Linked DNA regions of Homo sapiens: region 2 is linked to region 1. Evidence: chromatin loops called from intact Hi-C (ENCODE). Cell type or tissue: gastrocnemius medialis. All regions are shown on one strand. Links, peaks and the distances in the headings refer to the core of each region. The heading gives the core; the rest is flanking DNA. Region 1 has its middle 15 kb from the start of CTAGE1. Region 2 has its middle 82 kb from the start of CTAGE1.

What was found. Hi-C counts contacts between places; a loop is a spot of excess contacts. Peaks named below come from ENCODE experiments on the same cell type or tissue, not always from the same donor. Only the 100,000 strongest peaks of a DNase experiment are listed, where the experiment ranks them.
Region 2: it touches region 1 in a loop (2.0-fold over the local background); 3 of 110 quality-filtered maps call a loop at or near these places.

Annotation. Positions count from the first base shown.
Region 1 is chr18:22,424,820-22,441,585 of GRCh38, reverse strand. No RefSeq gene overlaps it. Among named protein-coding and RNA genes, the nearest start is that of CTAGE1, 15 kb to the right of the region's middle. In gastrocnemius medialis, for the core only: no CTCF peak of the experiment used is centred there; a DNase peak (open chromatin) is centred at 8,816; H3K27ac peaks cover 377 bases.
Region 2 is chr18:22,328,816-22,342,609 of GRCh38, reverse strand. No RefSeq gene overlaps it. Among named protein-coding and RNA genes, the nearest start is that of CTAGE1, 82 kb to the left of the region's middle. In gastrocnemius medialis, for the core only: no CTCF peak of the experiment used is centred there; a DNase peak (open chromatin) is centred at 5,065; H3K27ac peaks cover 660 bases.

The DNA of each region.
Region 1 (16,766 bases), core at 4,322-12,321:
AAGAAGAAAGAAAACTATATTCCAGGCAGAGGGAAGAGTTACGTGCAAAGGTGAGGTGGGAAAGCAGTACAAGTTTCTGGGGGAAAAAATGAGAGCACATAGAATGAGAAGGAGTGTGCTACTGGTTGAACTTGGTAAGGATAGCTTAACCTTCTAGGGTCTGGGTGTGGGTCTTTAATCTAGGAGTGATACGGAGCCACTGGGGGATTTTAGGCAGAGATCACTTGATAAGATTTGCTTTTCAAAAAATTTCACATTGCTGGTGGATGAAAACTCATCAGAGGTGGCATGAGTAGATGTGGCAAGACACAAATGAGGCTGTGGCCTTGTATGTGCATAAATATGTACATGTATATGTGTTGAATTTCTCAAATCAATTAGAATGCCACCTTATTCTTTCCCACAACAGGCCCTTCAAATCTGTTCTTTTGACTTGTTTTTTTCCATTGCTAGCTTAATCACAAGCATGTCTATAGTTATCTGGTCATTTTTTACATAATAGAAGTTCAGCCCTATAAAATAAATGCATAGCTTAAATTTGTGGTCTAATCAAAAACATGTTGATATAATTTGGGTGTTTATTTGTCCCTGCCCAAATCTGATGTTGAAATGTAATCCCCAGTGTTGGAGGTAGGGCCTGGTGAGAAGTGTTTGGATCATGGGGGTGGATTCCTCATGAATAGCTTGGGCCATCCCCTGGATGATGATTGAGCTCTTGTTCTGAGTTCGCATGAGATCTGGTCATTGAAGTGTGTGCCCCACCCCCACTCACTCTCTTGCTCGTGCTCTGCTTTCTGAGGCACTGACTTTCCCTTTGGCTTCCATGAGTAAAAGCTCCCTGAGGCCTCCCCAGAAGCTGAGCAAGTTCTGTCACAAAGCTCCCTGTACAGCTGACAGAACCATGAGCCTATTAAACCTCTTTTCTGTATAAATTACCGCAGCCTCGGGTATTTCTTTATGGCAATGCAAGAATGGCCTAATACACATGTCTCCTTCCCCAGTGGTTTGGAAACCTGCAGTGGAAATAGGCACTTTGGCCAACTTCTTTTCCCATGTCTGGCTCCACCAACTCACCTATTTGCAAGCTATTGTTTTAACCATCTCCAAGGTTGGGCACAGGCTAGGAGTTAGGGGAAAGTAGGAATAGAGAGGACAGCTAAAGGACAGAAAAGTCTTACCTGGCTGGTGCAGTTGTAACCTAGAATAGATGCCCTCTGCATATAGCAGACTCCTTATGAAGATGCACTCTTTTTTGGGGTGTTCCTATGAGGTCCTTAGGGTCCTCTCCTCTGTAATTCTCCTTGACTATTGCTAGGATCTCTCACATACAGCTACCTTCACATAGGCAGTGCTCCTCTTACTGGCTGCTAATGACTAGCACCATGAATTCCAGGAGTTTGTCTCTCTGTTAGGAGTCACATATGACCAACATAGTTCCTCTCAAAATGATATAATCCAGCTTCATTCTTTGGACCCAATATTTGGCCCATAGGAAATTTACACGTTCTTTCCCCTTCCCAACTGAGGAAGTCAAGCTTTTCTAATCAACTTCTTCCCTTGGCTTTGTTATCTTGGAGCTCCTGGCCAGTCATAGCCTCTTACCTTTACTCTTTTCAGGGATCAATCAGATACCAGGCCTGTCTCTCTCTAACCAGGGGACCCATGTCAAGCTTTTCAAATAGTACTCTTAAAACCCTACTTCAAAGACTCTCTCTTTTTCTTCCATGGGTGAAATACATGGCCCATTAGCCATTCTTTAAAAAGAAAAGAAAAGAAAAAAAAAACCTCAACACAGACCTCTTTAATTACAATGAATTCTTTGTCTTCTCTTTTATATCCTAGAGGGGAGTGATGGGCCAATTCTGGCAGAGGGTTTCACAATTTCTTAGCCTGTCCTGCATGGACAGTCTAGTGCCACCCAAGAGGTGCAGGATGGGGAGATATTAAACAACTCTTGTATTTGTTCTCAGATTTGGGGGACATAGCTGAAACTCTGAGTCAACAGGAAAGTCCCATCTTAACATAGTATTATACATATGTCATGAGCTCCTACTGGTAGCTCTTCAGTACATTATAATTTAAGTTATGTACCTTGGCAAAATAAATTTGGAAAACACTCTATTGTTTTGCTTTTAAATATGATGTAAGCTACTGGGTTGAGATAATTTTTTAATCATTTTGAGAGACTATTCTATATGTAATTTGTTTAACTTCTATCAGAAATGGATGATGAATTTTGTTAAATGTCTTTTAACATTTATTAAGGTGAACATAAAGTTTCTCTCTTTTGGCCTATTGATGGAATCAATGACATTTCTAGATTTTCTAGTATTAAGTCATTCATGGTTTTCTAGAGCATTAATCCTTTAACGTGATGCTAGATTAGATTTGCTAGTGTTTTTTAAAAATGTTTTGTATCTGTAGTCATAAGCAGGCTTGGCCAAAAATGTTTTGTGCCATCTTTGTCAGGTTTCACTATATGCTAGCTTTTTAAAGAAAATGTAAGGAATTCCATATTTTATTTAAATTATAGCTCTCTTTACAATTTTTTAGTTGAAGTCATATATGTATAGAAAAGTATATATATCAACTAATTTTCACAAAGTAAACACAGCTGAGTAACAAGTATCTCCAACACTCCCTCTTTTACTACCTATCCCCCAGAAGGGTAACCACTACTCTTATTTTTAACAGCATAGGCTAATTTTATCTGTTTTTATATTTTATCTGAAGGGACTCATACATATGTATTTTTCTGTGGTTTTCTTTAACTCAATATTATGTTTGTGAGATTCAGTCTTATTATTGTGTGTGACTGTATATAACTCATTCTGTTCAAAATATAATATTCTGTTGTGTGAATATACCAAAAATTACTTCTTAATTCTGCTACTGATGGCATTTGGGTTGTTTTCAGTTTGAGGCTATTACAAATGCTGTTTTTGGCCGGGCGCGGTGGCTCACGCCTGTAATCCCAGCACTTTGGGAGGCAGAGGCGGGCGGATCATGAGGTCAGGAGATCGAGACCATCCTGGCTAACACAGTGAAACCCCGCCTCTACTAAAAATACAAAAAATTAGCCGGGCGTGGTGGCGGGCGCCTGTAGTCCCAGCTACTCGGGAGGCTGAGGCAGCAGAATGGCGTGAACCCTGGAGGCGGAGCTTGCAGTGAGCCGAGATCGCGCCACTGCACTCCAGCCTGGGCGACAGAGCGAGACTCCGTCTCAAAAAAAAAAAAACAAAACAACAACAACAACAAAAAAAAACCAAATGCTGTTTTTATGAACATTCTAGTACATGTTGTTTCTTTAAATATATGCACATATCTCTGTTGGGTATATACTTAGGAGTAGAATTGCTCTTAACTAATGCATATTGGTTGTTGGTCATTTTCTGATTGTTTTGTGGAAGTCTTGTGTATATTTAGGATGCAAAGTAAAAGGATGAAAAAGATATATCATAATATATCATACAATCAGTAACCATAAGAAGCTAGAGTGGCTATGCTGATATTGGAGAAGACAGACTTTAAAACAAAAATTTTCACTAGGGACAAATAAGAACATTTTACAACACTTAAAGGGTCAATTCATCAGGAAGATGTGACAATTTTAAACATACGTGCACCTAACAACAGAGCCCCCAGATATACAAAGCAAATATAGACAGAATGGATAGAAGGAAAAATAGATAATTCACAAGTAATAATTGGAGACTTATACACCCCACTTTCAGAAATAGATAGAAAAACTAGAAAGAAGATCAACAAAGAATAGATGACTTTGATATAGGAGTGAACCTTCATGACTTGAGGTTAGGCAAAACCTTCTTAATTAAGACACTAAAACCACAAGTGACAAAAAAAGGCAAATTAAGTTTCATAAAAATTTAAAACTTTATTGTTTCAAAGAAGATCATCAAGAAAGTGAAAAGATAACCCGCACAATGAGAGAAAATATTTGCAAATCGTATATCTGAAAAAGGGCTTGTATTTAGAATATATAAAGAACACCTACAACTCAATAATAAAAAGAAAAAATAACCCAGTTGAAAAATGGGCAATGAATCTGAGCAGACATCCCTTCAAAGGTGATATACAAATGGCCATTAAATACGTGAAAAGACACTCAACATTCTTAGTCATAAGAGAAATGCAAATCAAAACCACAATGAAATAACACTTCATATCCACAGAAATGGCTATAATTAAATAAAAATATAAATAATAGCAAATGTTGACAAGGATGTAGAGAAATTAGAGCCCTTGTATATGGCTAATGATAATGAAAATAGTGCAGCCACTTTGGAAAACAGTCTGGCAGTTCCTCAAAGTGTTAAACATATAATTACCATGTAACCCAGCAATTCTACTCCTAAATACACATGTAAGAAAAATGAAAACACACATGTACATAAAAACATAAGTTTTATGTACATTGTTCATAACAGCACACAACCAAAATGGCAATCAACTGATGAATGGATAATTTGTTGTATATCTATGCAATGAAATGTTGTTCAGCAATAACACAGAATGAAATACTGATACATGCTACATCATCAATGAACAAAACCTTATGTCCAGTGAAAGAAGCCAGTCACAACTGACCACATATTGTATAATCTCATTTACAGGCAATGTCCAGATTATGCAAATCCGTAGGACAGAAAGTAGATTCATGGTTGCCTGGGTTTGGGAAGTTTGAGGAGGGGAAGATGGAGAATGATTGCTAATTGCAAGATTTCTCTTATGGGTAATGAAATATTCTAAGCTTGATTTTGATAATGGTTGTACAACTCTGAATACACTAAACACCATTGAATTGTACACTTTAAATGTGTGAATTGTATGATATGTGGATTATAACCCTTTAAAGCTGCTAAAAAAGAACAATTTTGATCTTAAGCCATTCAAGCTTACATTCTTTAAAGGATTATTATTCTTTTATATTTCCCACAGTGCTCAGAATACACTGCTAAGTGGTTAATAAATGCTACTGAATTGAGTAAAACGTTTAGTGAAACTGGACTGACTGATTCAACAGGGTGCTTTTAGATTTCTCCTGTGCACAGAGAATTAGACCATCCCATGGGCTTGCTATGATGAAGAACAGAACCCTTCCCTGGGATAGATGAAAAGGAGAATCACCCCAAACAACAAGACAACCAAGCTACGAGCAGGCACGCTCCTATCTGCATGACTGATAAAGACCATCTGATGCCGCCAGTTACTCAGTGAGGCCATTCTCTAGGCAAAGTCACAATATTTATTTTAACACCAGTGACTATTGAGTGTGTGTGTATATCTATGTAGTGATAAAACACTGCTGTAATATGTACACAGGATCTGAACAAGATCAATTCATCAGGACCATCATGCAGTCTACATATGAGAGAGGTTGTTTATGTAGTGGGTTGATAGAATACCGTGATACAAGCCACAGAAAAGCACTGTCTGATGTTCATAATGCATGCTATGTATTTCACAATATGGGCATTATGTAAATAATTAATAGCATGGACTAGAGATAGCATTGATAGGAAGGAGAGAGACAGCATGCAAGAAAGTCTGCTCAAATACGCTAATGAGTAGGATAGAAATATTTCACCAAGCACATCACACATTTTAGGGACTCTTGTTATCAAGCATTGTCTTGTGGGATGGCTGATTTTTCTTCTCAATGACTGCCAGTCCTACAGATACAATTTTGAAGTATTTTATTTGTAAATTTAAAAAGCTGTTTCCACTGTCTATGTGTATGAAAGTCAATGTGGAAAGAAATTGCCCCATGAAATAGGACAATAAAATGCAACTATTTGAACTGCTTAGATGCCAGTCTTTTTCTCAGAAATGTTCTATTCAGGAATACAGTAAGCTTAATTGGCAAGATATTGACTAGCCTATATGTAATTTATCTTTCAACCATTACTCAGTGTTTCCCCAAGTACCCTGTTGTCTACCTAGAGAGGAGCACTGTACTGATGAGCTGGAGCTCAGGTCCCCAAGGATGTCTCCTTTTCCTAATACATATATATTAATTCCCATTAACCTCATTTAGAGTAAGGAGTAATGTGGGCATGAAGAGGAGGCCAGACAGCCAGATGGCTGTGAGTGTCTGTTACGGTATATGAGTAACTCTTCCCACTATTCAGCCTTTATTTAACCAATGAATTCACATGATGAGTAACTCATTTTTGAGGACTGGTTTGCTTTCCTCCAGGATAACTGACAAAGACATGAACTCTCTCATACCCTTTCCTAGAGCTAGAAGTTACGAAAGCTGTGAAAGACACTGAAAAAAGGTAACTCTCCAAGTGAAGGCAGCCATTTACAGAGGGAAAGTGCACCGGAGGAGCATTTGTGAAAGTGCAGTCACCAGCAATAGCCCAGTGAGCTTCCCTCCCAAAACGGAGAGGCCAATGAATCATGGCTGCTCCCTGTCCATCAACACCCCGCCTCACCCCCACCCACTTAGACCTTGGTGGAAATGGCAAGAAAACCAAACAGCTATTTATACATTTCTTTTTGAAGTCCTAAAACTCAGTGGTGGCATCAATTGACTTCTCTCTTCAACTCTCAACCCTTAAGGAATAAAAAAGAGGAATCAGCTGATGGCCATCTCTGAGGCTGACCCAGAGAGTTAAGGAGACTGCTGGCCTCACCTCCTCTGTCTTTAGGTGTTCAGGGAACACAGCTCTAGGGCTTCAGGATTTGCAGTGATTATTTAGGTCCTCTGATTAGAGGCAGGGTTGGAGTCTCTTCAGTAAAATCATCGTGTCCGGCTTCTAGAAAAATTATTATTGCAACCCTTTGAACAAGAAAAAAAACCCCTCTATTTTTAATTTAAACAATAAAGCAAAGAACTTGAAAGTATATCTCAGAGTGGTGTTAAGAAGCCAAGAAGTGTTAAGAAGTGGTGGTGGTGTTAAGAAGCCAAGAAGATGGTGGCCGACTGGGTCAAACGGCACTGTGAGCACAAGGCAGATGCAGGTGGAAAAGTGTGTTTTGTGATCCTGTTGGTATGAATGATTTCTCTCCCAGAAGAGTAGCTTGGTGGATCCATCTTAGGCTGGGGGTTTCCAGGCAAGTACAATGGAGGGAGAGAAACAAGAGAGCTTTGAGGGTGCTTGTGAAGATGGAGCCAACCATTAATTAAGCCATGAATTAATTAAGCCATGAAAGGAAGGATGAGAGAACATGGGGACCTGATGAGTAATAAGAAAATTAGGGAGTTAGTGAAGTGGCCGTCGTGGGTTCATTTAAACCTCAAAATAACCCCACAGTGTTACCGGGGATTAAAGAGATTAACTTGCCCAAGGTCACAAAGCTAATAAAAAGCAGATTGCAGATTTCAACTTGCTTTGTCTGACATGAAATCTAGTGTGTGAGGCACCACTATACATATCCACAGACACTGTAACTTCCCTTCCGCCTCTGGGTAATGTGCCAATTCCAGTCTACCGTAACTGAAACCAGCAGGGGAGAGTTCCAAGTGTGGACTAGGCCGAACTGATCCAACTACAAGACAATCTCCCTTTGGGGTGTCCCGATCCCACTGTGAGGTATGATCCTCTCACCCAGAGCATGTCTACAGAGCATCAAGTAACAGGATGGCTGAGAAAGTCCACATTTTATATGAAGCTTTTCTGTTTTAAAAATCTTTCAGCACTGTGTGTGCATACAATCATTTTTAATTATAGTTTTTAGCTCCTAAAAACTATAATGCATATATATGCTTTGGGATTATAGCCATCTGTTCTAAGTCTCACAATATATTCCAGATATAAAAAATAAAACATAAAACAAAATTTGAAGAAGTCAAGCCAGAGTTTGTAGTTGCATAAAAAGTCTCTTACTTGCTTGATGAATGATAGTGACTTATGGAATTATTTAACATCTTCATCCAGGTGTTTTTTTTTTTCCCATTAATAATAGTATAGCAGCTCAGATAGTTTACCAATCTAAGATCATTTTAATGGTGATGTGTTACTTTTCTCTTGCTTTGGATATTTAAAGCAAGATTTGCAAAGTTGTTTGTTCGTTTGTTTTTGCAGTTCCGTACTTTTTAGTCTTTGGGATGCCCCTCATGAGCAAAGTGTTAAAGGAGAACCCTGTTTCTCTATGTAATTGTAAATGCATAAGCTTGTAGCATCTCAGACTTAGAACCACATTGGAAATCTGGTCGGCGTCCCACGGGGTACAGGAAGCCTCCAGGAGGGGTCCCTGACAGCAGTTACCAGATTCTTCTTAGCCACTTCTGACAACAAACTGCGGAGGCTTAGCCCATCTTTTAACTGCTCTGATTACAGCTCCCAGGGAGGAGACAAACCTTTAAGAGGTCTTCCTAAACCTAAGTGTCCCCCTTGCAGGTCACTTCAGGATATAACTGAATCCAAATTATTAACTAAAGATGTAACGTGTTTTCTCTACTCCCAACCGCTCTCCAAGAAATGTCTTGACTTGCAGCTGCTACCAGAAAGAAAAAGCGAGAACGCCGGTGGCGCCTTCTCACGGACTCTATCAGAGCATGGATAGATTGTGTGCCCTGGGGGGCTGATGTGGACAGGAACACCAGGTTCTCCCTCGTTTGTTCTTTATCTGTACTTACTGCACGTTTTTCTGCCATGGACTTTTTATTATTCTAAATTGTGAGTGAGATAATAGTTGGTTTCTCAAAGTGCAAAGGCTAAACCTACTGATAAACTTCAGCCGCTACCAAAGGATAAACGCCACCCAAACTGCCAAAACAATCATGACCTCACTTCCTGCATGGAGTCTGAATGCTTCACCAGAAACTCAGAGAACCCGGCAGGCAAGGCTCTGGCACGGGTCACAGGCAGAGATCAATGAGTCATCCAAGCCGTTCCTTGGCCAATTCTTTTAAGGAAGGAAGATATGGAGCAAGTTATTTTGCTCCATCTCCCGTATCACTACTTGTGTCTCGGGAGACTTTGCTATCATCAAGCCTTTCAAAGAGATGAGTTTGATTCCCACTGTTCCTACCAGTAAAATTTACTTGTGGGATTTTCTAAAAGTCTGGGCCAAACATCAAACAACTTAGACGTTCCTATCCTCCCCAACGAATGGATTTTCAGGTCTGGTGTGAAAAACCTCCATTTGGGGCCAGGCATGGTGGCCCATGCCTGTAATCCTAGCACTTTGGGAGGCTGTGGCAAGCAGAACACCTGAGTTCAGGAGTTTGAGACCAGCCTGCCCAACATGGCAAAACCCCCGTCTCTACTAAAAATGCAAAAATTAGCTGGGTGTGGTGGTGCATGACTGTAATCCCAGCTACTCAGGGGGTTGAGGAAGCAGAATTGTTTGAACCCAGGAAGCAGAGGTTGCAGTGACCTGAGATCGTACCACTGCACTCCAGCCTGGGAGACAGAGCAAGGCTCCATCAAAAAAAAAAAAAAAAAAGTCCTCCATTTGGGGTGTGGTGGTGCATGCCTGTGGTCCCAGCTACTCCAGAGGCTGAGGTGGGAGGATCACTTGAGCCCAGGCAGTCGAGGCTGCAATGAGGCATGATCACGCCACTGTAATCCAGCCTGGATGACAAAGTGAGACCTTGTCTTAAAACAACAACTGAAAAAACACCTCCATTTGTATAATAGCCAGACCAGAAAAGGATACATTTAATTTGCAATACTAATTAGAGTTTTCTAAGATGAATATTTAAGACTTCCTGAAAGCATTGGCTTGGGAGTTTCTGAAGGTCTGAAAAAAAACCAGTAGCATTTGTGCGATTCTTGAAGTTCTAATGGTCCTAAAACAGATAAAACCGTTCCCAATGCCCGATGGGCTGTCAAATTGCTCCAGGGAAACGGAACAAATATTGTTGGAAGGGCCACGATGGAACAAGTCTTGTTGGTTCTACAGACACAAAGTTACTAAGGCCTTGACCTATCTGTGATTCTCAAACACAGTGGGAAGGACTAAAAGAATGCACAGGATCCGAGGGAAGCCCAGAGGAGAGCCCTGAGCCCAGCCCCGCCTTGGAAAACAGGGTCTGGAAGGGCTTTTCACGGTGGGCACCCTGACTGGGTTTTAGAAGGCAAGTAGGAATTAATGAATCCAGCTACAGTGTAGCAGGATAAAAGGAAATTAGAAATTGAAATGAGAAGGCCTATGTTTAAGACATGATTATTGTTATGTACTGAACGTTTGTGTCCCTCCCTCATCACTCATATGTTGAAGCTCTAACCCCCAATGGGATGAGACCTTGGGAGGTAATGAGACCTTGGAGATGGACCTTTGGGAGGTAATGAGAGTTACATTAGGTCTTGAGGTTGGGTCCTGCATGATGGGATTTGTGACTTTATAAGGAGAGGAAGCACCCACTGAGGAAGGGTCATGTGAGGACGCAGCAAGAAGGTGGCCCTCTGCAAGCCTGGGAGAGAGCCCTCCCCAGCACCCAACCCTGCCGACATCCAGATCTCAAACTTCCAGCCCCCAGAACCATGAGAAAACAAATGTGTGTTGCATAAGCCACCCAGGCCATGGTATTTTGTTATGGTTGCCTAAACAGACTAATATAATTTTTCTCCCTTATTACCTGTGTAACCTTCTTAGAGAAAATAACTTTATGTTTCTAAAACTGTTTCCATTTTATAAAATGGTGATGCGAATACCTAGTTTGCAGCATTGTTTAAAAGTTAAATGAGATAGTATTTCCATTCCAGCCAGAAACTGTGTGCCCATGACCTGGGGATGAGAGAGACTGAAGAACTGAAATCTCACCATCCTAAAACAGATCTGTTTGCACTTTGATCATTTCTTAAATACAAAGATTTCTCCCAATGACTGCATACATTTCATGTGGTAGTGTTGTCTTTCTTCTAGAAATCTGTTATTAAACATTATTGTCTCTTCAACAAATGGGATCTTAGAATCAGGGAAATATCTGGTCATGGTTTTGCCTGGAACAAGGAGCAAAGAGAGACCAGGCTGTGGCAGGAGAGGGGGCTGCAGAGGTAAGCATGGGACATAATTCATGGGGGCAGCCAGGCTTGGAAAAGAGCAAGGACAGGATAGAGTTTATACGTTGGTAGCTGGGAAGACAGGCTGAAGGCTTGGGAGTCTTACGGAGGCAGGAAAACACGTGGTGCAAATAACTGGAGCAAGAGTCCAACAGACCCAGTGCAGACAGAAAGTGGTCATTTGAACATGGGAATTCTCATATGGGGGAGTTTTGGGGAATGCATGGAACAAGCATAGCCAAGAGGGTGGCTGGTTGAAATGGAATCCAAGTAAAGGTCACTGGAGTCAAGGGGGTCAGGAAAATATTGTCTGGAGTGTTGGACCCATGTGTACATTGGCCTTTGATGTTCTGCAAGATGACAGGACACAAAGTGCAGAAGGCTGCTGCCAAAGCCTCCACAGCTTCTTCTCCTGAGTTGCTAACATGGGTGAGGGGTACCACTGTCTACCCAGTGATCCAAGCCAGGAACCTGGTATTCATCCTCATTTTCTCCCTCCCCTTCACCCCTCCATCCCACCAAGGAGGCCCCTCACTCACAGTGGCTACTTGTACAGCAGCTCTGCACCTCTTGCCAAAGGAGAGGCCTCACAAACACTGGCTGTGAGCTTGTGTGGTGAGGCCATGCAGGCCTTGTGGAGTCTTGACTCTTCCTTTTGTAGCTTGGTCAATGAGGGCTGTTGACCCAAGCACTGGGCTTCATCTGCTTCACTTGTAAGAGAGGATAATAATTGTACCTGCCTCAGAGGTAGTCGTGGCGGATTATGAGATTACACAAACATGGCATTGTGTGTGCATGTTGCACAGCCTGGCATACAGGAAGTGCTCACTAGGTGCTAGCTGTTGATGAGGTGGTATTAGTGGTGTTTTAGAATGCAGAACCAAACACAGGAAAACCCAGTTCTTCTTTGGTGGTAACAGAGGAAGAATGCATATCTCAAGTCAAAACTTAAGTGTAGTAAGAAGACAGTACAAGATTGAATATAAAGAACGGTGGGAATTGAGGACTGAACAGACAGAGGGGACCTTTGAGAATTCACTGGGGGTGGGAACTGATGTCAGCCCACATGGGAACCCTAACAGATGGGAAACAGAAAGGTTTGGCCAGCAGGGCAGAAGGATGGAATTCATGTGCCCTCTGGAGACCCTGTCCAGGAAGGGTGGAGGGGGTAGTGGACCACCGCTACTGCCCAGCCTGAGCAAGCAGAGGGCCCAGAGGCAGGGTGAAGCCCAGGGGTCTTTCAGGCTTCCTCAAACCAGCTCATGTGGAGGAGTCCTGGGAAAGCTGGAACTCGAAACACTGATGCCAGCGTCCATGAAGCATTGTGGGGACTGGTGAGATGAATGGGCTCTGCACCACAAAGTTACCAGGGAATTCTCAGTGTCTACAAGCACTCACTTGGTGTTTGACATCCCGAATTTCCTCAGCTCCATCTTGTAAAATTTTCCACACATTCCTTTTCTGAAATTGGAACATGTCTTGTTGTGGTTGTTTTCTTTGTCCCCAAAATGCTATGCATTCAGTCCATAGTGCTACCATTAATGGCACCATAGACCCAAGGAAACACAAAATGTCTCATGATAGTATTGGTGAATGAAATAAGAAATGCTAGTTAAACTTCTTACGTAACCTTATGGTATTTGACCTGTAAGTCACTTACTCTGATGCATGCTAGGAAAAGTAAATACTCTGACCAATGATACACGATGCAGCTCATTACCTAGGGAAACTCACGTTCAAATAAATTGATTGGGAGGTTACACACAGTCAGGAAATTGGCTCATTGGAGGTAATCATAGCTGAGGCCCACACTGCCTGGCCAGCTGGAGTGGATGTCTGACTGCTCCCAGCCCAGGGCAGCCTTTCCAGTAAGCCCTTCTGAGTATCTCCAAGTTCAGTGCTCAAAAGCTTTCCACATTCATCCCGAAGCCTTGACAAATGTGCCTTTGCTTACTGAAGCTTCCAAAAGAAAAGGTTACATGAAATCTGAGTGGAATACAAATAGTTCTTCCTTTCAGGGACTTCATTCTCTGGGAGCTCATGTCAGAAAACGAACTTCCTCCGTGACCACTAGGGAGCTCCCATTGGTGTTTGGTGTTTTAATGGCTGGAGACGTCCCTTAGGTTCCCTCTATCATTTCATATGATTGCATCTATATTTAATCAGTTTTCACCATGTTCCTGGAAAGGCATTTAACCGGCTGCCAGCAGACTCCTCCTCCTGCTCCCCTGCACCATGAAGTCAGTTGGCAGAGCCCTTCATTCAGCCCCAGGGCTCGGTCACCCTCCCTGCATTCTCTGCTGGACAAGCCTGGCTTCTCCTCATGTGTTAACTCCTTGTTCTGAGAGGGGTTGCTACCTTTCAAAGCTTACCTACATAAAGTCACTCATACCCTTTTCATGCATAGGCTGACCAAGCCAAATATTTAAAAAGAAAAAAAATTCACAGAGGCTAGCACGGTTCAGGAAATAGAAGACCCTGAGTAGAAATGAAGTGAAACACAATGAATCCTGGCTGAGTCTGCAAATGGGATTGTGTTGCAGCAGGGAGACGCAGCCCCACAGAAAAGGAAAATCAATTTTCATTAATGATTTTGAATGTGCTATTGGCCTTGGGTTAATTATTTATTTGCATGAGGGTTTAGATTTATCTCACGGATATGCCAGATTATTTGAAAGGGTTTTAGTGTCTTTGACCTATGCTCAATGAATCCTCTTGACCCATATTTTATTTCACATGCAAAAACAGTAGGCAGTATATTGGTCATTTGTTTTCTAGTTTATTCATGATTTCAATCAACTAATAATTAATGAGGCTCTGTACTGGATGCTATTCTAGGTTCTGTGAATAAAACTATGAACAGAGCAGGCAATGTTCCTACCTTCATGGAGCTTAATATTCTAACAGTGGGAGGGACAGGTAAGCAACAAATAAAAAATGAATGTGAACCCTTGATAAGATGCAATGAAATGGCACTTTACCTCTGTGCTCTGTCTCCAAAACACCCACAGCTCCAGTCTAATCGTGAAAAAAAAAAATCAGACGAATTCCAATAGAGGAGCATCCCACTCCTCAAAAACGTCAAGGTCATCAAAACAAAGAAAGTCTGAGAAACTGTCACAGCCAAGAGGGGCCTAAGGAGCCAAGACAAGTACATGTAATATAGTATCCTGGGTGGGATTCTGGAAGAGAAAAGGACATTGGGTAAAAGCAAAGGAAATCTGAGTAAACTATGGGCTTTCATTAAATTTTTAAAAATGAATGTGTCAGATAGTGATCAATGAGGTAAGGAAAGTGAGAAGGAGGAGGTTAAGGAGCAACAGTGTCATGGGGGGCTGTCTCGGCCAGGGAAACTCACTGAGGAGCGGACAGCTGTGGTGCAACTTGAATGTTGGGAAGGCACCAATCTGCCAAGCAGGAAACTGCATCTGAGGAATGGGAACACATGGAAAAGGCCCTGAAGGAGGAATGAGCTGTTGTGTCCAAGAAACACACAGAGGTCTTGTGTGGACAGAACCTCGCAAGCAAGTGGGAGAATGGTACCAGACAGCACTGAAGACAGGGACTAAATCGTGAATGGTTTTCTAGGTCAGGCTAAGGAATTTAAATGTTATTCAAAGTCATTGGAGAGTTTTAAGCAGAGAAGTGGCATGATCTGATTTATCTTTGAAAAATATTACTCCAACTGCTGTGCTCAGAATAGATTGTATTAGTGGTTGTCTGAGGCTGGGGAGAGGAGAAAATGAGAAATGATCATTTACTGGATACGGGGTTTTGCGGGGGTGATGATAATGTCCTGGAAGTGGATAGTGGTGATGGTTGTGGAACGTTGGCAATATACTAATAACCACTGAATTATACACCTTAAAATGATTAAAATGGTAAATTTTATATTATGTAAATGTTGTCTTAATTTAGAAAAAGAACTGGCTGTAGAAGTTCAGGCAAGCATGAAGGGTGGTAGTTTAGCTGTGAGGCTATTGCTGTGATACAGGAGAGAATGATGGTGGCTTGGATTTGGGTGACAGCAGTAGGGATGGGAAGAAGTATTTGGATTCAGAGATATTTTGGAAGTAGAGCTGATAGGATGACTTTAGAGATGAGGTAAAGAGAGGAGGTTATTGAGGGAAATTAAGGGTGATGTTGGGACCATATAAAAACATGCCTGACTTTTTCCAGTTTATTTTAAGACATTTTAATGTGGATTTAATATGCTGGGTATTAGTACACTTTGGGCTATAAATAATACAAAGCCCCAACTCAAGCTGGCTTAAATAGTTGGAAATTTAAGTTGGATCTCACACAAGAATCAGTCCAGCAGTGGGCATGGGCTTTATGCTGGAGCAATCGGGAGCTTCGCATGTCATCAAGGGCCCAGGTTTGTGACATCCTCCCACTATGCCACCCTCAGTTTTGCCCTGACAACATGGTCTATGCTCATGGTTTCCAGATGGCAACAGCAGTTCTAGGTGTCACATACAAACAAAACTATGATGAAAGGAAGAAATGGCATCCCATCTAACGTATCCTTCTTAGAAGTGAAGAAAGTGGAAGATCCAGATGACTTCTCAGCATGTTACGTGTCTGTTTCTAAATTAATAGTCAGCATGGGAAATGGGTTTACCATGGTTGGCTTAAACTACCCAGGATTCATTCCCTATACCTGAGGCTGAGGTTCAGTTTTCCCTGAAGTACACAACAATGAGAGGATGATCAGCAGTTCCCTTAAGAAGGGCATAGGGATTGTATGCATGTTGGATAGGCAACTAACAGTATGTACTCCATGGTGGTGAACTAAACATTTTTTTTGTCCAAACATTTGTTCATTATAAATAGGGAGGAGTTGAGAGAATATAAGATATATTATTATATCACCAGAATTTTGTCTGATGGACTTTACTATCTTAAATCTTCATTAGAACTAAAGCCAGCTTGGTGACATGAGCCAGCTTTGGCTACTTGGGAGGCCAAGATGAGAGGATTGCTTGAGCCCAAGAGTTCAAGATCATCCTGAGCAACATAGTGAGACCCTCCCTCTTAAAAAAAAAAAAAAAAAAAAGAAAGAAAAACTAGAGAAAACACATTTTGAATACCACTGAACATTTTACAAGAACTTGAAGTGCCAAGAACCTGAAGTTCCTAGAAAGATTTAATAGAACAAGGAAAAAGTGGGACGTCAAAGGATGGTGTTTAATAATAGCTACCATCATTGCACATTTCTTATGTGTCTGACACTTTTCTACTTAACATAAATTATATCATTTAATTCCCACGATACCTTATAATGAGGTCTTATTAAGACATCTTTACTTTACAAGTGAGGAAATGGAGGTTTAGAAAGTTTAAGGCAAATTGCCAATGTCACAGACAGTAGAGCCAGGACTTGAACCCAGACAGTCTGGCTCCAAAGCGTGCAAGCCTAATCTCTATGCTTCCTACACACTGTGTTCAATCTAGACTTGAAAATTTAAACTTTATAGCAATATTTCTCAAATCAGCAACTCCCCCTTTTGAAAAAACAAAAATGTCCTGCTATCCTCAAAGAGATTTTGATTACTTATCTTTATGTGTGAAATCAATAGGCATTTTCTTTCCTTTTTCATATGTAAAATCGCATCATGAAATTGACTTGCATTTTCAAACTTTCCCCCTTTCCCAGATATTCTGATATGCCTAGACCCCAAAGTAAGTGATCTTCTGGAGTGCAAATCACTCTTCTGGAGCATTTGGAGGGATGCCAAAGGTTTGAGGTTCCAGTGGAATTCTGGTCCTGATGGCGTTCTGGCC
Region 2 (13,794 bases), core at 1,057-9,056, 96 kb after region 1:
CCAGCATGGGCAACATAGGGAGATCCAGCTGAATGAAAGAAAGAGAGAGGCGGGGGTGGGGGGGAGGGGGGAAGAGATGATTAGAAAGAGAGAGAAATTAAGAATTATACTTTTATTCTCTTCCTTTAAGAAGCCCAAAATGCTGAGGGCAATTTTCCATTTCCTTTCCTTTTTCTACTTCTTCACGCTCTCTCAATATTCTGTCCCTCTCTGCTTCTCCTCTCTCTGCCTATTGCTTTCCTTGTCAGCCAGTCTGCAGCTGGCCCCAAACCCCAGTCTCCCAGGAAGGCCAGTGGCCTCCTTGGCAAGGTCGAGCCAGGCCCTGTGCTCGATGCTGGGCATGAAAGTTAGCCCTGCCCTCAACTTACCCACTGAACAGATGGGAGAGACAAGCAAGCAAACAGGCATTCAGAGTGTGGTGTGATACACACTATAGCATATGGGTCACCTGCCATTTCAAGGGCACTGGAACTGGAGGGACCCCATCCCTGGATAAGGCCCAGAGGTTAGGAAGCCTGTCGGCCTACAAAGGTCTGCTAGTGGCTCTGCAGCCTTGCTGAGCTGGCTTCCAAGGCCCTGTGGGGTCCAGCCTCAGCCTATGCCTCCAGCCCCCTCTCTACCTCTTCCCAGCACATCTTCTGTCTTCTCACCATATGGAACTCTTCCTTTCATGCCTCAGCCTTGGCATATGCTGTCTGGAACACTCTGCCCACCCTCCCACCCTCATCTGGCTCATGTCAACTCACTTTCCAGGTCCCTAAGGAAATGTTCCTTCCTCTGGGAAGCATCCCTGGCCCACCAAGTCCAGGTGGCATTCCATTTACTGGTTCCCATAGCACCCTGTACATGGGTACCTGACACTTATCACACTACCTTGTCACCACCTGTTTATTTGTTTGTATTCCACCCTGGCCCCCAAGCTCTGTGGAAGCAGGAATAGTATTCACATTGCTTGCCTCTGTATCTCTGTGCCAGAAGCAGTGGCAGGCACAAAGTAGGTGCTTATACAGGTATGCTGCATTCATCAAATGCGCCTGGAGTGGTGTGGGATGAAGGCAGAGGGGTAAGCAGGAATGGATCAGGAAGAACCTGGAATGCCACGCTTACAGAGGAGGAAGGGCAGAGGAGAAGACTGTGAGAGAGCAAGGGAAGAGAGAATGCCTGTGAGAGAGAACCCTTGGTGACAGGCAGTAAGCGCTGCCAGAAACATCTGCAAGCCACTCCCTGGAACCAGGGCAGAGTCAGTGCATCCCAATTTGGTTGAACTTCCTTGAAGAAGGAGAGAGGAAACCTAGCCAGCCCAAGCCATCTTGAACTCTCTTTATTTTTTAAAATTTTATTTTATTTATTATTTTTTTGAGACAAAGTCTTGCTCTGTTGCCCAGGCTGGGGTGCAGTGGCACGTACCTCCACCTCCTGGGTTCAAGCCATTCTCCTGCCTCAGCCTCCCAAGTAGCTGGGATTACAGGTGCCCTCCACCACGCCCGGCTAATTTTTGTATTTTTAGCAGAGACGGTGTTTCACCATGATGGCCAGGCTGGTCTTGAACTCCTGACCTCAAGTGATCCGCCTACCTCGGCCTCCCAAATTGCTGGGTTTACAGACGTGAGCCACTCTGCCCGGCCTTGAACGCTCTTTTAACAACAAGATAGCAGATTCCAGTGGAGCTGGCTACTACTTGGTGTCAGCAATTTCTTCTTCTGTCTGTAAGTTGAAGTAGTGTTTGCTCATATCTTGAAACAAATGAGACACTTCTGGAGACATGAAGAGACATGAGAGTCACACAGAGGCCCAGCTGTCTCCCTTTTGGGAAGGGGTGGCCGTCACTGAGCACCTGCTTCTAGTGGCCATTTCCCAGTGCCGTCTGTCCCCACAGCTGGCAGGGCTGTCTCAGTAGGAGGCTGCCCCCAGATGCCAGAGCCCACTGTATCTGCACACAGGATGGGCCTGGGAATTTGCAGCCCCCCAGGGGAGGATTAAATTCTCCATCCCCTACCCAAGAGCTGATGACAGGGATGCATGACCTGCCCTGTTCTCGGAGCTCTGCTGCAGGACTTTGCTTCGTGTCACCCCCTTGCTGGGCCCCTTCCCTGGCCTGTCTCATGTTGCTCATGTCTGCTGGTCTTTCATGGGAGCACTCATAGAAAAATAATCTGCATGACTGTCCCTGTGTCAGAGTCTCCATCTGGGGAAGCCCACCTATGCCAGACAGGGTTCCCAAAGCTCATGACAACAATAAGCATTGCGCTGGAAGCAGTAACACCTGTCACACTTCAGCCCAGCCATTCACACACACGCTATTTCCATCATAGCCGGGCTCCTCAGAGTTAAGGGCATACACTCGGAAAAGTTCCAACCCTGATGGGAGATTTCTAATAAAAAAGAGATGTTTAATTTTTCACATTCAAGAAGGAGCCCATCGCCAACCCCATGAATTCAAAGCCTGATGCTTGTGACTGTCATCCTGTGGCCTCATTGCATGCTGGGAGGAAGATAACCTCATTCAGGGACAGAACGTGTCAGGGAAAGGATGGCATGGGATACAGTTCCAGCTTTCACAAGAATGCAGCAGGCTCTCCAAATGCACTTGGAGGGAGAAAATTATGTTTGGGGTGTGTCTATTTACATTTTTAAAAAGATAAAGTTGTAAAAGATCAGTAAGCCTAATTTCCTGTGGCAGGTATTTATCAAAGGAAAAAGTTTCCAAAGTTTCCAAGTGGAGAGGAGAAACCCCAGCCTGCTGCAGGGTGGCTTTCTGCAGTTAATCGTGCTGGGAATCGTATGAAATCATTTGCACATTATTCTTTGTGACCTTCAACCTTAGGTTTACATTTCAATATTTCACATTGCTACATTGCCCCATTAAAAGAAATGAGAAAGTTTAATTAAAAACTTGAAAATAAGGGCTTTAAATAAACCAAAAGGAAAAATAAAACTTTGCCCCGGTGTCCCTCCAATGAGAAACAACTAGAAATTTCTGAGGGATTAAATGTCTATTTAATCCCATAGGTTTGGTTTTAATACGTGAACATTTAAATCATTTTCAGGTAGTTATAATTTTTTTCCCAATCCGGCATCCAATAAAGTAGTCATCATTTTTTTTTCCTAATCTGGCATCAAATTCAAGAAAGATTAGAAGCAGCATATGTGCCCACATGCTGTTGCAGGTGGCAAAGCCATGCCCCTCGCTCTACACACAGCCTGGTCCTGGGCTGGGGTTGGTCAGACTCAGCATGGGGTGGTCCCGGAACTGACTCACCCCACCTAGCCCTAGGTCCCTATATGGGCTTCCACTTCATTCTTTGTGGGAGTGCCCAGAGCCCCTCCTAGAAGCCAGACAGTGGATTTCCCTCTAACTCCTGTGGGTCGGCTTCCATGGCTAGTGAGTAACTCTGATTTACTTAGTGCCAACGTCATGCCAGGCACTTGGCTGAGGGCACTAGGCCCACCTCTCCTCACAGATGCTCCTCGAAGAGGCTGCTATCATTCATCCCTTTGTTGCCTGTAACTTGGAAGCCGGATGTGCCCTGCCTCCGTTCATGTGTAGCTACTGCCTCTTTGTCCAAAGTCAATCCTGACACAGCCTTGAGCCCTTCCTCTGGTGATCACAAAAGATTCCTTCACACCAAATCGTTTAGAAGCCTTGAATATTTGAAGGATCAAGAAGAGAGGACACAATGCACCCTGCACAGACCCTACCGTCCCCTGCCACCAGTGTCTTGGGGCGTCAGCACAGGACAACACAGCTTTCCCACAAAGCACAACGCTCTCCATAAGTCTAATTCTGGTAAAGCCATTTGAAGACAACTGCCCTCATCCTGCAAGATATGGATGGGCAAGCTGAGGTAGAGAGGGGCTCAGCAATTTGCTCAAGCTCACTTGGCTAATAAGAATCATAATAGGAATCTGATCCCAGGTCTGCCTAAAAGCTCACACTCTAATAAGTCATGCTGCCTCTCCAAGACCAAATCAATAGCCTGGCACGTGATTTCTTCTGGCAGTGCCTACCCTGCTTTACCCTTTCCTCTAAGGCTTAAAGTTGCCCCCTATTTCATCCCAATAGCTGGAGACAGTTCCCACCTGCAGGCTCCGGGACCCCCACTACCTAACACACAGAGCACCTCCTTGGTTCTCCTCTTCCCATCCCCACCCTGTCTCTGTGCCTCTCTCTGGGCTCTACCTACTCCCTTTGCTCTTTGATGGGGACAGATTGCTTGGCCTGCCTCCAGTCCCCCATCCCCAAACCTTCTATCTGTCTGATCGGGCTTCTTTTTATCACCTGTAACTGGACCCCTCCCCTGGGCCACCTCCCATCCTCCCTTGAGCCCATTTACAGGCCACCCATCTCTAAACCCCTTGCTGATTGGATTCACTGTTTTGGGAGAACAACACATCTCTCATCTCTGCCTTTCTTGTCCTTCCTCATTGCCTATAGCAGGCAAAGAATGTCTGCCTTACCAAGAATGATTCAGTTCCACACTTTCCCTAATGACCAGGGTGCTCTAGGGAGGGCCTTGCAGTGTTTAATGGAGTGACTGAGACATCTCTACCTCCCTTCTCTCCTCTTTTGCTCCATATCAGCTGAGATGGCAGCTGCCCCAGAAAAGATTTTTGGCTGATCTGGCTGATCCATTTTCTCCATGCTCCCTTGGATTTTCCCATGCAAAGCTAAAAATAGCAACCCATTTCTGTTCTTAAACTAAAAGACAGAAGCAGACTCCCTTTCATCTGGGCAAGGAAGTGACACTTGTGCTGATGGTGTGGGCAGGTACTGGTGCCCCAGCCTCAGGGAGGAAACAGAAACCGCAGGAAGGAGCAGGGAAGGAACTCTTAGGAAGGGGTTGGTATGCACTTAACATCAAAAGGGATACACCACTATCATCACGAGTAGCAGCTCTGAATATTAGAGTAGGAGTTGGAATTCTCAGGCGATCTGGCAACCAGTTGGGGCTTTCCAAAGGGTCTCATGTGGTCCACCAACGCACGTGTCCCTGGATGGCCAGCTGAGGGGTAGAGTTCACCACTTATGTAGCTGCATCCCCTGGGAGGTGCCCCCAAGCTCTGGAGGCTGCAGATCAAATTCAAAGTTGTCCCTGGAGGTTTGAGTCCTGTGTTGAAGAGCTGTGATATATGCATCTCCATGGCACCAGCCAAATTATGCAATTGCTCCAGTTTCATCACTGTTTTCTCTCTCCCTTCTCCATGATGTCCTTCCTCCCAGGCTGACTCCACTAGTAGCATCTCTTCCTCCTCTCAATTTCTGTCTGCACCAACCATTGGGCATTTAATCATGTAGGACCTTGTGACATTCTCTGTGTTGCTAAAAGAAACTTTTATCGGTTGCAGTTTTCTTTGAAGAGGGGTGTGGGGTGTGTGTGTGTGTGTGTGTGTGTGTGTCCCCTGGTTCAGGAGCGGTGGGTGAGCACTGCAGAATGTTGAGGAAATGCTTGCTTATAGATGCATAAGAGCCGAGGAACTCGGCTCCTCATTCTAGATCTGACATTCGTGAACAACTCTGGAGAAGTGATAAGTTTCTCTGAGACTCCCTGGAAGATGTGCTCAAGAACCCTGGGGTGGAAAGAAATGGTCCCTTCCCAAATTTGTCTGTAGTAAGGGAATTCATATCTTCTGAGTCATGGAAAGTTGGCAAAAATTGAAACAGACTTTAGAAATTTTAGACTTTTAGAAATTTAGACTTTAGATTTTTAGAAATTTTAGAGATTCCTAGGAAGCAAGTAAGCTCAGAAAATGTGATTAGGTAAGGGCCTGAGTGGTGGTAAGATAAATCAATGTTAGATAATGGATGGATGGATACATAGATCGATGATAGATAGATAGATAGATGATAGACAGATAGATAGATAGATAGATAGATAGATAGATAGATAGATGAGGGCTCATCTCTCCCTGGGACTGAGATGACCTCACACAAGGACACAAGCAGCACAATGGGCATTCCCCACAGAAGGCACCGACCAGGGCCAGTCACTTCTCATGACAAGCATCATGTCATCAGTGGCAGGGCCAAGGTCCCCTCGACTCTGAAAGGCCAATGCTTTGAAATGTCCTTTAGCACCCCGGGCATTAAGTCATTTCAGGTCAAGAGCCAGACTGCCCAGTGCCCACTCAGAACCCTGAGGAGCCCTGACCTGGGATTAGGTGAAGTTTGAGTCTGTCTCTGGACTGGGTGCACAGCCAGTCCTGTCTCAGGCCGGGACATGAAATGCTCCCCTTCCACCTGCTCACACGCCCCAAAGAGAAGCCTCCCCCATCACCCCCGTTCCTCCACAGCCCAGTCCCTCAGCTCAGGCCCTCCTCCCTTTGCACCTGAAGCCCCTGCAGGTTGCTCCACGCTCTTCCAGCCCCAGGCTCAGCAAAGCGCCCACCACTATTCTTCCTTGCCAGAGTCCCCACCAAGACAGGGGAGCTAGGCTCGATCTGTCCTGCTGACTGCCTGCGCCCAGCCCTTGGGGACCCCGCGGGCCTCCGTTACTGCTTCCACTCCCCAGTCCTCTCCACTCCCTCTCTAGCTCGTCTTTGTTCCTCAGGCCTGACCCCGGGGCCAACTTCTCCAGGAAGTTTTCCCTGACAACGCCCTGCAGCCCAAGTTGGCAGGCTTGGCACGGCCCCCTCTAAAGAACAGAGGGAGCCAGCCCAGAATTGTCTATCTGACCCTGCTCTCTGCGGGCATCGGCCCTCCTCACCCTCCCACTCTCCCACCGAGCAGACAGTGAGCTCCTGAGGGTCAGGAAGCTCATAGTGCCCTGTCCTAGTATCCCCGTTTCAGTGAAAGGCTTGGTGCTTATCAGATGATTGTCAGAGCTTGTGGAATGCACAGGAAAGCAAGGCGTTCCTGCCAGGGAGTTCTGCCGTCCCAGGACAAAAAAAAATGGATTGGGGCTATGCTCCCCCAGAAAGGGCCCCTCAGGGCCAGTCTGCACTTTATTTTCTCTTTTCCAGTGCTACCTCCACCCAATGCTCTCAATACAAGAGCACTTGGGTTTCATTTTCACTTTTTAAATTTATTTATTTTTTAATTGACAAACAAAAATTGTATAATTTATTGCATTCAACGTGTTTTGAAATACATATATGTTGTATAATGGCTATGCTAAGCTAATTAACATATCCACTCCCTCAAATACTTACGTTTTTGTGGTAAGAGCACTTAAAATCTACTCTCTTGGCAATTTTCGAGTATATAATTCATTAACTATAATCATCATGTTGCACAATAGACCTCTTGATCACTCCTCCTGTCTAACTGAAATTGTATGCCCTTTGACCAACGTCTCCCTCCCCCAGTCCCTAGTAGCCATCATTTTACCCATTTTACCCTCTGCTTCTATGAATTCAATTTTTTTAGTTTCTGCATATAAGTGAGATCACATGGTATTTGTCTTTCTGTGCCTAGCTTATTTCACTTAATATGATATCTCCCAGGTTCACTCACATTGTCACAAATGACAGAATGTCTTTCTTCTTTTATGGCTGAAGAGTACTCCATTGTGTATTATATATTCTTCTTTATCCATTCATCTGTTGATGGAACTTAGATTGCTTCCACGCCTTGACTGTGGTGAACAGTGCTGCCATGAGCCCGGGGTGCAGACATCCCTCCAAACAGGGATTCCCTTTCTTTTGGGTGTAGACCAAGCAGTGGGCCCCCCGTGCTGCTGAACACTCAGGCTGCAATGTTAAACCAGACAGATGTTGTAGAAACAGTGAGCCGTAAACAAACAAATAATTTCTAGCACATGGAATCACAAAGAATGTAAAGCCAGGGGCACACAATAGCTTTACAAAGTGCAAGGAAAGCTCAAGGTGCTGAGCTGTGTCCCAAGACCATCATCCTGCATTATCTAATGGGTGGGGCCCACCTGTGTGTACCGAATCTCCTTCCAGATGCCCCTGCCGTCTCTCCTCTTTCTCTCTCTGTCTGGTTCTCTCCAAAGGACTATGGGGCCGGGGTACCTCCCTTGCCTGTCTGCCTCCCTCCCAGCCCCCATTGCCACTCACCTCCAGCCTTGGCTAGGCCCTTTCCATTGCTCCTTAACCCCTTATCCTCCCTGTACCCCAGGAACTCCTGCATGGGCCTTACCCTGGAATTGCTCACATCAATCCCTGACCAGCTCTAAGGATATGCCTTGAGTCTGGGCTACAGGAAATCTGCAAGACCCTTCCTCCCACCTCCTAGCACCAAGAAGCCCCAAATTGAGCCACATGTCTTTTTTCATTATACATTCATTCAATCATTTCCTTCATTTTTTCATGCCTTCATCCCTAATTAGCATTTACTAATGACTGTACTCTGTGCTAAACATAGGGTGCCAGGTGTCTAGAGATGAGTGCCACTCTTGTCAAGGTGCATGCTCAGTACCCAGTAGGGAGCTGAGCATAGGAGTAAACTCACCAAAATTCACCAGGCACAGTGGCTCACACCTGTAATCCTAGTGCTTTGGGTGGCTGAAGCAGGAGGGTTGCTTGAGGCCAGGAGTTTGAGACAAGCCTGGGCAACATAGTGAGACCCCACCTCTACAAAAAAAAAAAATTAAATTAGCCAGGCATGGTGGCACATGCCTGTAGTCCCAGCTACTCAGGAGACTGATGTGGGAGGATGGCTTGAGCTTAGAAAGTTGAGGCTGCAGTGAGCCATGGTGGTCCACTACACTCCAGCCTGGGTGACAGAGTGAAATTTTGACTCTAAAAAATAAAAATAAATGAAAAATAAAAACACTAACCAAAATGCAGGGAGCAAGGAGTGCTGAGTTGGCTACAGGAGTGCTGAGCATTTCATTGCTTTCCCCATGAAAAACATGCCATCTTTACCCTGTCACAGAACAAATGGAATATCTGTCTCTTTCATGATTAGCAAAGCTGATTTCATGTGTTTCTGAAAAGTCTATCACAGTGAAAACATTTTTACCTTCCAGGAAAGCAGGGAGCTATTTGCTTCCAATGTTTATGGAGATTGATAGGAAAAGAGAAAATTGCATTATAGGCTTATGTGCTGTGATAAAAGTCTATGCAAGGCCCGGTTGGGACAAAGAAAGGATAATTCAAGTCCAGGTAAAGGCAGGTTATGGGGAAAGTACGGCTGACCTCTCTGAAGACATCACGCTTGAACCACGTCCTAATGAGTAGAGGTTGACCAAGCTGGCAAGGAGAAGGAGGGAAAGGGCTTTCCAAAGAATCAGAAAGACCACAGCAAATGCATGGACCATGAAATTTCAAGAACTCTTCATTAATACCTATTACTACCTAACAAATTACTCACAAATGGAGTGGCTTAAAACAACACACAGTTATGATCCCACAGTGTCTTGGGGCAGCCACCTGGTCATGGCTTAGCTGGATCCATCCTTCAGGATCTCTCACAAGGTGGCAATCGAGGCGCTGGCCAGGGCTGGGGTCGCATCTGAAGGGTCAAGGCGGGGATCCATTTCCAAGCTCATGTGGTTGTTAGAAGATTTCAGTTCTTCAAGGGTTGTTGGATAAAGGGCCTTAGCTCCTTGCTGGCTGTTGGCCAAAGGCCACTTTCATCCCCTTGCCAAGTGGACCTCTGCAACACAGCCACTTGCTTCATCAAAGCACACAAACCAGGAAGGCAACAGACAGCATCCACTAGCAAGACAGAAGCTACAGTCTCCCGTCAGTTAATTACGGGAAGTGACATCCCATCACTTGTCATTCTCCGACAGTTAGAAGCAAGTTGCTGGGCCAGCCCACACTCAGGAGAGGGGATTCTACAGTGATGTGGCTACTGGGAAGTGGAGATCACTGGGGCCAGATTAAACCCTGCCTCCCATCGTCCATTTGGGGAACTACAGATTGTCTTGTACTAAGGGGATGATGCAGCAACACTAGAGGCAGCAGGCAGCAAATGCAGACCAAGAGGGCCTTATGCACCGTGCTAAATAACCAGGGTATTTGCCCTGTAGAAGATGGGACTTCCTTCTTTTCTTTTTACTCACCTTTTCCTTTGGCTTTGTTTCTCAAATCACTTTTGCTGTCATTGTTTCCTGAATTCCCACCTTACACATTCTATATCATCACTTCCCCTTACTCTTTGCCATGTTTCTGTCCTCCAGTAGGCACCAGCACAGCTGTTATTCAGACACACCTAAGATTTTAACAATGCAACTGAAATCAGTTTAACTTCCCTAACCCAAAGAGGTGACACCCAGAAATCCATTACTTAGATTTCAGGAACAAGTTGTTTAGGGCTGCTCAAAAAACCAGAGACGAGGTTATTAGACAAGTGTTGAAATGCCTTCTTGGGAACCCAGCCCTTCCCACAGATTCCTGTGTTGTTCCCTAATTGAGGGGCTGCCACCAGGCATTAGTTGTTCCAAATCCATCATCAGCTCCAAAGCCCAAACTTCCCAAACCACAACCAACTTTCCCTGAGGAAATGGCCTCATGTCATAATCCTTCATTGCCCAAAATGTCTCCTGATTATGGTTGTCTGTTCTTTCCTTTCATCGCAGTTGAAAAATGTTCACAGTTCTGGCTTCTAGAGATCTCTACTGGCTTCTTTACCTTGATCACTTTTTCTGCACATGTGAGAGTATATCCTTGCCAAAGCTCATTTTTCCATGCTTAATAAAGCATTTGATAGACTACTTTTTTGGCATGAACCCCCTATCTTCCATCCTTTGATCTGTGAGCTCTACATGGACAGAACTGTATTAGTAAGAACTACCTTTCCAAATACTGTAGCCATGTCCAAAAATATAACACCCTAGGGTTCCATTGGAAAGCCCTGGGGACTCATTTCCTATGATCCTTAGATCCTCTTGGCTTCAATCCTTGCCCCATCCATTATTGATCTCCCAGGGAAAAGAATAATTGCTGCAATACATTCATGGATTTTGACTATCTCCACCCAAGTCCTTTTTGCAAACATACTCACTGGTTACTGCATATCATTTGGAGGATGGCTGCCTTTTACAAATGGATCATGACAACATTCCAAATGCAGCAGCTTTGATGTCTTGGCCAGAAGACACCCGCTTGCCTCTTATGTCATTTTTACCTTAGGTTCAGGCCAAAATAGTCCCAGAGCTTGTCTCCCTGCTGGAGTATCACTCCTTGTCTCTTTTGTTTCCTTGGCTTAACGTTATCACCTTCTCCTTCCCACACTTTCGCCTCATCATTCCATGCAATATTTTACCTTGGACCAGGAGAAATTCTGCAGCTGACAGGCGATTGTATTGTCTTTGAAGTGTGCTGGCTCTAGGCTCGTCTCTGGCTGGAGAAACATCTTACTGGAATTGCTGACAAGAAACCTTTCTGCTTTTGTTTCCTTTTCTGTGTTTACCCATGGATGAGAATGTCAGTAATCAGGAGGGAAGACAGTTGGTCTTCTCTGTGGATCAGCTGAGGATGCATTTTCCCCCACTTACTCCTTTCCCGCAAAAAGTGACGATATTGAACAAAGTTCCTCTCTCTCTAACTACCTCCATTTCCCAATCTCTTCTCCTCCTATCAGCAACCCCCAGTGTTAGTCCTGCTTGGGATATGAGCTGAAGTTTAAATCATGTGTGATTGAGCTGAAGTTTAAATCCACCTGGCAAGGAAAGCCTGACCAGAATCCACCCTGCACCCCTGCCAAAAAAAAAAAAAAGAAACAAAACAAAAAACATTTCCTTTAGTTTTTACCTGGGCCCTTGCTCTCTTTGTGGAGACAGGCATCGGCCTCCCTGGGTTGCAAGGAGATTTGTTTAACTGCTTCAAAGCTATGATTTGCATGAGAAGGCCTTGAAACAAAAGCCCCTGTGTGTGTAAAAATGCTACAGGATTAGGCCTATGTTTGGGACTCTTCTAAAAAGAAGTGTGATTACACAAAAAGCAAGGGCACCCAAGAGCTAAGTGAGCTATCAAATGACCTAACAGACCCGGCTAAGAAACTTAATCTGGCACACGGCGCCCTTCCGGCAGTACCCTGGTCAGTTACACAATTCACGACTTCCCTCATTTCTCTACAAGTTGTGCCTTTGTCTCTAATAGGGGGTCTGCAACCAGGCCTGCTGGGGGGACAGGAATGATGGGCAAGAGTGTGGGACAATGTAAAAATGGAAACCACAGAGTGACTGATGCCTACAGATACCGAGGGAATGGACTGAATGCATCCTTTGACCTAATGAGACCACAACCCACCCGTTACCAAGCCAGAATGAATAAATGGAGTTGGAGTCGCCCCTAAGATTCCTGAATGTCTGATGGCAAACCCTGCCACTCATTCTATCTCCACCACCTGAGAAAGCAGCCTGTGAGGCATAAAATCTTACTAATGAACAAAATCTTACATGGTAGTTCCTGTAGCCCCACCTTCTCCTGGACATGGACTTCTGGGAGGTTAAAGAGAATGACTGAGGTCACACAGGAGTCTGTTCCAAATGGATTGAAAGTCTAAATTTTAGTGTGTGACTTTCATTCCTTCAGATGTAAGCTCTAATGATGGCATCCTTGAAAGGTTTCTCAATGAAAACTAAGTCATAATTGGGAAGTCCTCATTATCAAAGAGCCTTCACGAAAGCTCATATGCACAGGCTCTGCCTGAGAGCAACGAAGCAGAGTAGCTACCGTCTGCCTACTGGGTGACCCTGTGTTTCCCACGGAGACCCAAAACTCAGCACATCCATAGCTATCTTTTCAGCATCCTCTCCAATCTCCTCATCTCCATCAAAGTCCACCACTTCGATTGATAACACCTCGTATGCATCCTGGTAGCCTCAGCTCTCACCCCGGTTACTGCATGCAACAGCCATCGGGCACTCTCCCTACCTCAGCCTCCACTCCTTCCAGCCCATCCTCCACACTGCAGCAGACAGTGAACTGGTGTGGGGTAAACTCAGCGAATAGCAATAATTTAGGCACACTTTTAGAATGACCCAGGGTGGCAGATGCACCTGAATGTGTGTTCCAAGCCAGGGAATCTGGGAGGGGCCAACCTGAGATTTGTTCCTTGTCTATGAGGAACATCTGAGCACCTCGCCTGTGCAATGGATTGGGATTGGGGTCCTGAGTTTGGGGTTAAATGAAGGTTGCCAGGTTGTCAGGGGGATGGTGTTAAGTGAAAATGCTATGTAAACTGCACGCCGTTTGCAGAGGCTTCCATTTTCCTGCCAGCCTGCCACCATTGGACTGTAGGAAAGCGGATATGTGGTTCAGCCCTCTGCCACTGGACTGTTTCTGCATGTTAGGTGGTTCTCCTGTCCAGCTTGCCACCACTGGACCACTCCCCTCTATGTAAGCCCCTAATGAAACCCCATGTCTCATGTGCTGGCTCTGGGTCTCCTCTTTAGTCTCTTGAACATGGTGCCTTCCCTACTGGGGTTAATAGGGGTTCACCAGAGCAACTGTCCAAAATGCAAACTTGGTCCTGCTGTTCCTCTACTTGCATGACCCCCAATGCTTCCCCAGGTCTAAGCAGGAGAATGTTCATACTACACAGTGCCGCAACCCCAGCCTTGCCTGATCTGGCCTCTGCCTTCCTCTCCAGCCTCATTTCTCTCCTCTCCCATACATGCCATCCTCATACTCGCCATCACCTCCATGTCTTTTCCCATGTTTATTCTCTCTTCCTACAAGGCTACCTCTTACTTATGTCTCCTGGGCTTCAGTCTATGCATCCACTGAGGCTCAGTTCAAATGGCATCTCCCCCAAGTCCTCCTTCACCACCATAACTCTTCGAGCAACTTATGCATACCCAGGTCACACTGCTGAATTATTGCTTACATTTCAGTGTTTTCACTAAACTACAAATACCTGAAGAGTGAAGATAGGTC